3 separate regions of the Mus musculus genome follow, and regions 1 and 2 are each linked to region 3. The links are chromatin loops, found by intact Hi-C in ENCODE. Cell type or tissue: heart. All regions are shown on one strand.

The links. Peaks named below come from ENCODE experiments on the same cell type or tissue, not always from the same donor. Only the 100,000 strongest peaks of a DNase experiment are listed, where the experiment ranks them.
Region 1: a loop joins it to region 3, with 3 times the contacts of the local background. A loop is called at or near these places in 3 of 42 quality-filtered maps.
Region 2: it touches region 3 in a loop (2.4-fold over the local background); 2 of 42 quality-filtered maps call a loop at or near these places.

What each region holds. Positions count from the first base shown.
Region 1 is chr17:63,865,446-63,867,945 of GRCm38, reverse strand. The region is part of intron 1 of Fer (fer (fms/fps related) protein kinase); the gene reads right to left. Among named protein-coding and RNA genes, the nearest start is that of Fer, 2.7 kb to the right of the region's middle. In heart, CTCF peaks have their summits at 1,354 and 1,556 (motif pointing left); no DNase peak of the experiment used is centred here.
Region 2 is chr17:63,446,151-63,448,650 of GRCm38, reverse strand. The region is part of intron 4 of Fbxl17 (F-box and leucine-rich repeat protein 17); the gene reads left to right. Among named protein-coding and RNA genes, the nearest start is that of Fbxl17, 53 kb to the left of the region's middle. In heart, no CTCF peak of the experiment used is centred here; no DNase peak of the experiment used is centred here.
Region 3 is chr17:63,499,352-63,501,851 of GRCm38, reverse strand. Fbxl17 (F-box and leucine-rich repeat protein 17) reads left to right here and starts at 1,272. Exons shown (of 9, transcript NM_015794.1): 1 at 1,272-2,500. The coding sequence starts at 1,835. In heart, no CTCF peak of the experiment used is centred here; DNase peaks (open chromatin) are centred at 1,331 and 2,311; H3K4me3 peaks cover 1,847 bases; H3K27ac peaks cover 1,800 bases.

The sequences.
Region 1 (2,500 bases), 370 kb before region 3:
TAATTAAATGCTTTCTTTGGTAAGAGTTGCCTTGGCTATGGTGTTTCTTCACAGTAAGAACACAAACTAAGAAAGAATAATCCTATCAACACCAGGACAGATACAAATCAATGCAAGCGCTGACTACAGAAGCTGAGCCCTTCCTAACTTCAGGCATTTTTACTTACATTGTCTCATTTCTTCTACATAACTACCATATGAGGTAATTTTATCTTACTCATTTAATAGAAGAGGAAACTATGATTTGATGATATTAAGTAATTTGTCCAAGATCCCACAAAAGAGAAACTGGAGCTGAAGCCCAAGTTATATGGCTTCCAAATGAACCGTTCTTCTTTTCACTACACTTTCCCAACCTGGCAAGGAACTCTGTCATTAAAATTTCCAGGCTTTTAATTAATACTTACAGAGGAAAGAGATAATATCAAGCTTATAATGAATGGTAATAACATAGACTGAATATTAGTCGTAGTACAGATGAAGATTTAAGAAAAATTACAAGTTATGCATGATATTACATTTTTTAAAGCTGAACATGTAATACCCTTAAAATGAAAACATTTTTTGTTAAAATGTATTTTCTTAGAGAGATACTAAGTGAACTTCAGTTTACCTGTATGTTTTCAATGTCAAAAACTCTTGAAAACCCATATGTGGGACCCACACATTAGTAAACTTCATACATGAGAAACTACAAGTGTACTTATTCTGACAGAATAAGCAAAGTGGCTATTTTATCCTCATCTCTTTGTTACAGCTCTAACATGTCCTCTGCTCTGCTTCCCCAGATGCTGAAGTGGCTGAGTACCGCAGCTGAGCTACACCACAACTTAGGTGCAGATACAGATTCACTGGAATGTCCCTGTAAAGCTGTGGTGAGTGGTGGAGTGCTTACAGCAAGCTTTAGTTCTTTTCCAATACACTAACTATGGCAGTTATTGCTAAGTTTCTTCTCTGTATTTTCTCAATCGATTCTGAAAAAAACTCAACCTGGGATCTAAATGAAAATGGGAATAAAAGAGGTAAGGGGGCGGGGGGAGGGGGGGGAGAGGAAGGGAAAGTGGAGCTCTGGGGGAAACCCTAAGGAGCAGCTCAGCATTTCCAAGGTAGCTCAAGTCACTACCCAAGCCCTAAAGCTGTGACCTGTTCCCTTTGATGTCTTAATGAAACAACTGGTTGACCACAGTAAGTATGCCTAAGGCAATGAAAATCTATCTTATTCATCTGTAAACTCTGATGCATACCTCTCAAAAATTTAAGAAATTAGTAGATAAAGGTATATATAAAAATCTTTCTGAAAATGAAAAGGACACAAATGTTGAAGAAAAGTGCAATACTTTCCTAAGACAGGAAAGATACAAAATACAATTATTATGCATTTGAATTAATGTCATTTCCACTTTTATTCCTTTATTAGAAACTGAAGCTCGGAGCTGGAGAGATGGCTCAGTGGTTAACAGCATCGACTGCTCTTCTGAAGGTCCTGAGTTCAAATCCCAGCAACCACATGGTGACTCACAACCATCTGTCATGAGATCTGATGCCCTCTTCTGGTGCATCAGAAGACAGCTACAGTGTACTTAGATATAATTATAAATAAATCTTTTTAAAAACCTGAAGGTCTGCATTAAGATATTCTTTTATTAACACTATGAGACAACAATGAAGATAGTTTTAAGTCCTAATGAAATACTAGTAAGCAAAGTCCAGGAATTGGTTCTAAATTAGTTGACTTTTTTTTAAGTTCACATTTGCAAACTTTTTCCATCACAAAATACACTGTTCCAAACAGTATGTATAAGTACCTAGATTATTCAGATACATTATCTGAACATTGAATGACTAGTCATCCCTTTGCCCTCCCTCCAAAACATGTGCAACATGGTGCACACCTACCATCTACACAAATCCAAGCTTAAACAAAACTTCCATTTTTATGGCAAGTTTGTACATTATCTCTCCTGTGGCTACCAGAATGCAATTTACAAATCTGGGCCTGAGATTCAAATATACAGTCTTCCCAGTAGCTCACACAACCACACAGAGTAGTGCTTCCTGTAACTATGTTTCTATTGGTTTTTCCCGTTACTAATTAGTTTCACTATTTCTACTTCAAAACAAACAAGGACCTTACGGTATTTTTACTATCATTCCAGCTCCTCTGTTAGTATTTACTATGGGACAGCAATGTCAAAGGTACTACTGCCATAAAAGTAACACGTACAGCTTGCTCTGTGTAAACTGAAATTTTACTTGATGCTAGCAGAAAAAGTGTTCACAGAAAAGTTAGAGCCACATGGCAACTAAGAATGAAATTCAAGAATTCTGTCTACAAAACCCTAGATTATTTCTCCCACACAAATGACTTCAACCTCTGAAGTAGAGTAGAAGCTGGATAGTACATCATCTTCGCTAGTGTGTATTAATACTGTCAATGCAGAAAAGAAACAGATCTTTGCCAAAGGTCTTTTATGGAAGAGAACCGAAAGTGATTCCCAGA
Region 2 (2,500 bases), 53 kb after region 3:
AGTAATAATTTTTATAATTTAATGACTATAAATCTTAAGCCTAAGTTCTTAGAGACTGGGACCTTTTAAATGCTCTTTCTAATCCTTGAGCTGCTCATTTTGCTTATAATATTGTACTGTTTAAATATGACTACTTGATTGGCAAACTAGAACCATTTGACTCTGGTTGGCATAATAGTTAATAAGTATCATCACACAGGAAATACATTGTATTTTCTAAGTATAAAAAGAATTCTTCCACTCTTCTTCATACTCTCATGCTTAGTTTAATGTATAGTTTATATTCCGAGAGCTATCATGTTACTATGTATACTTTTGAGAATCTGCTTATGTGTTCATAGGATGCACTACAATTTTGAATAATAGGATCTCATGTGTCTGAGGTTTAATTGATAACTTAAAAAAAAGGCTGTCTTACAGAAGTTACTTCTTAAGATACTAGAATTTAACTGTCATTTTTTCCCATTGTTGGCTGTCTTTTAAAAACACATTTGCTTGGCAAATATTTTAAGGACAGCATACCACATATTTTCTCCCCATCCTTTTAAAGTTCTTAATCTTGTGATAAGTGAAGGGATTTTAACTTGTCACAAGAATGGCGTTTCATTCGATTTTACCTCTTACTTATTTTTGACATACACATAGTTCAAAAGCAGTCTGAGCAGACATTATGTAGCTGCTCAGGCTGATGGAGCCCGAGACAGCCTCCTGAGCAGTTTCTGCTGCCCAGGCAGCATCTCGGGCAGCGTGGCGGGCAGCGACGCAGTTACTCTCCAGCAGCACTCTTGCCCACTGAGGGTGTGGGGATGGAGTCTATTGTCCAGTTAAAGGATGATGCTTCCCACCATCACTTCTGGAGTAATTAAGATTTATGACATGTTCTCGGATCCTTAAATAGTCTCAATATTCTTTGCATCTGTAAAACGTTTGGTTTATATCCTAATTGAATTATTAAATGATATAGGCCACCCAGCATAAGTTCAGGGAATTTTTTGGCTTTTTATGAGACTGACTGATAGTGAAGTTAAGTCAGTGATTGGCTGATGTTTTATTACTTAACAAATGTTTTCATGTAGTTCATAATAAAGAGAAAATACCGGTTCTGGTTATATCACACATGAAAGAGATAATAAGGAAATACTGCCTTATGTGGATAAAATTCTGAGTTGTGAGATAAATCCTAGTGTTATTTTAGCTTATCATCTTAAAAGTATTTTGAGAGACGGACTATTCACTTATATTAAACCCAATGTGTTTACTGCAGTGCTACTAAGCATATAGTACCCATTTCTGCTTACCATGAAACCATGTAAAATACTAAATTATACATGAGAAAATTTTATGGTCATATGGAGAAAGCTGTGTTTTAAACAACAGACTGAAGAGACAGAGCTAGGGAGGCTGTCAGGCTGATTCTCCTCCACCTCATCCCCGTTCCACAGCTCCAGACAGCGTGTAGAGATACAAAGGGCTGTTGTGTTACTGAGTGTGCTCTCTAAGACTTTACTTCATCAGTTACGAGGCCCAGTGCGCATGCTGCCGTCTTGCATTTGCTTCTTTGGCTATCTCCCCTCTAAGCAGCAGTGCTTCTTTCAGCCTGTAGAGTGATGCACCTTAAATGACCGACCTGTTACTTTTAATTGATTTCTAGGACATGTTCTCAGTGAACGTAATGGCGAATTGCTCGGCATTTGTTGTTCAAAACCTGTTAAAAATGGGAAAGCATCATTTTCTTTTGAATTCCTTCTTTGACAATGTTATTTATTCATGTTTAAAAGTGATTCTGATTATCATACCTTCCACGCTTTGTTCCCTCTTCCACCTGCATAACTCCCCAGAATGTTTTGATATCATCGATATAAAATTTATTGCACAATTGATGTTATACCGTTCACCTCGTATAAGTATTTGGGGAGACTAGAATAAGATGGCAGATTTTAAAGCACTTTGTAAAGCTTGAAAATATATAAAAATGAATTTTAGAATGGCAGGAATGTAATGATAATGATGAAATAAAGTGCACCACTTTTATAAATATTAATTTGCACTTTGCTCCTTTTTGTTGATTATTCTTCTTATTGGCTTACTAGCAGGTACTGTGTGCAGGATGCTTGCTTATAAACTTGCTCATGAGAAGGTCTTAAGGATTTTTGTAATATAGAGAATTCATTTTCTCTCATAAGTCCAGTGTTTAAAAACATAATGAAACCTCCTTGATAATGCTATTTTAATGTTGGCAGACAACAAAAAGACTATTTTTTTTAGAACACAATTGGACTTCTTTGTTTTAAATTATAGTTTAGGAGAAAATATATTTAGAAGAATATGGGAACATGTTAGCATTTAAGTCTGCCTGATTTCCTATAAATTTTTAGAGCATCAAAAATGCTTTCAATAATCTCCTGCTTTTATTGTAATTTTAAAATTTTTATTTATTATGTAATAATTTCAGTATAGAAGTATTGTCAGAATCATGAAATTAACTCATATTCTTTACCTT
Region 3 (2,500 bases):
CTCTGAGAGCCTGGAAGACCCTTTCCTCGATTACAGGCAGAAGAACCATGGGCATGTGGGGGATATCCGTAGGTGAAGGAGTTCAGACAGCACATTTGAGAGTAACAAATATGTGAATATCTGGACAAATCTTTTTCCCATTGGTTTTTGAAATTCTGATATCCTCAACTCTCTCCCCGGTAGCTTTTGAATATACCCAGGGAGTATATTCTTCAGCAGGGAGGGGTGGGGCTTCTTTTAATGAAGAGTAGAAACTGCCAGAAACAAATCACCTCATTTCTTCGCAGCCTTTGTTTCTTTTCTGCCACTCCCCCCACTGACACTTTTTCTAAAGTCCTCTCCACTGCCTGATCCACTGCTTTGGACTCTTAGCATGGTTTCAAAGTTCCCTCCAAAACTTACCCTGAAATTTGCTACTGTTAACAGTATGCATGCAACATTCCTAAGGGGGTCCTTTAAGAGGTGATGAGGACACTAGAGTTCCGCCCTCCAGGAACAAATTGTTACCACAAGAGTAGGTTCCCGATAAAAAATGATAGACAGTTTCCGGCGCTTTTACCCTGCCACTTAGCTGACACTGCATGTTATTCTACTTTCCAAAGCCTCCAGAGCGAGATAAACTTCTTCATAGTTTACTGTTGTATGTAGCATTGTTATAGCAGCAGAAGAGACTAAGACAACTAACTTTCCCTACCTTCTCCCCTGTGAAAGCTGACCTCTCCCCATCCGAGAACCTGTGTCATCACTGTAACTTAAGACTTCTGAAGTCTGATCAACTTGCATGTTTTAGTTCCCCACCTTAGCCACCAAAGTCTGTCCTAAGGGCACCACACTAATATTCACAGAGTGGACAGACTGGATTTCAAGGTGTCAAACAACAGTAACATTGAGCTTGGAGCCTGGAATGTTGGAGTGTTTTTTCCAGCGTGTATACCTGTTTTCAGCGTGATACATGTTTTCAGCCCGCAATTGTGTGCAAAGGCAGCAGTATGCAACAGGTGCCTAGACACAGGAGTAGAATCAGTGTAGTCACCTAGCTAACGGATCCTTACTGGACTGTCACCCATCACCCAAGGGCTCAGGCCTCTCAGGTGGAACTGGTTCTTCCGTTCTCAATTGGCCTCAGTTTCCGAGTCAGGGCGATGGTGGGGTGGGAAGTGAAGGGGAAGAGCCAAGCTGAGCCTGGCCAATGGCAGCTCTTGAACTTACACCTCCAGACGTCAGCGCGGCCGTGGAAACGGATGTCACCCAGCTGGCTCGGAAGCGTCTCCATCCGCTTCGGGAGAGGGGCGTGAGCCCGGAGGCGTCCAGGCCACCTCCGTGTGCAGCCGGAGGGAGTGCGCGGCCCCGTCAGCGCGCAGCCCCGAGGTCCCCGCTTCTCCCCCGGCGGCGCTCCCGCCCCTGGGTGAGACCCGCGCGCCCCCGCGGGCGGCTCCGCCCCCTCCCGGAGCGGGCGGCGCGCTCCCGCGGCGACGGGCCGTGTCGCGGGCTCGCGCGCCGCCGGCCCAGCCGCAGTTAAAATGGTCCGAGTCGGGCCCGCGCTGCCCCCGCCGCGGCGCTGACTGACTGAACCGGCTGGCCTGGCCGGCAGACTCGCTTCCCTCCCTCGCGTCCCCACAGCTCGCGCCCGTCCTCCTCCCGGCTCCCCGGGGGGCAAAGCATGTAGCCCGCGTCGGGCACCCGGGCGGCCCGCAGCTGACGCCCACCCCCGCCGTCGCGTGTGCCGGGTGCGCGGCGCGGGCGACCCAGCCAGCGGCCTGCCCCGCCGCCGGAGCCCGCCCCTCGGGCCTCCCTCTCCCGCCCCGTCCCGGTCGCCCTCCTCGGGGCCTTCTATATGGGCCACCTTCTCTCGAAGGAGCCGCGTAACCGCCCGAGCCAGAAGAGGCCTCGCTGCTGCAGCTGGTGTCGCCGCCGGCGCCCTCTCCTCAGACTGCCCCGCCGGGCTCTGGCCAAGGCGTCCCCGCAGCCCGCGGCGCCCCGGAGCCGGGACTGCTTCTTCCGCGGGCCCTGCATGCTCTGCTTCATCGTGCACAGCCCCGGCGCGCCCGCCTCCGCCGGCCTAGAGGAGGAGCCGCCGCTCTCGCCACCGCCGCCGCCGCCGCGGGACGGGGCCTACGCCGCCGTCTCCTCGCAGCACTTGGCGCGGCGCTACGCGGCCCTGGCCGCCGAGGACTGCGCCGCCGCCGCACGCCGCTTCCTGCTGTCCTCGGCCGCCGCCGCCGCCGCCGCTGCCTCGTCGCCCGCGTCCTGCTGCAAGGAGCTGGGGCTGGCCGCCGCCGCCGCCTGGGAGCAGCAGGGCCGGAGCCTCTTCCTGGCCGGCGTGGGGCCCGTGCGCTTCCTGGGACCGCTGGCCGCCGTGCAGCTCTTCCGGGCACCGCCGGCGCCGCCGCCGCAGGCCGAGCCCGCCACGGCCCTCGAGATGGTTTGCAAGCGGAAAGGGGCCGGGGTCCCCGCCTGCACCCCCTGCAAGCAGCCCCGTTGCGGCTGCGGGGGCTGCGGC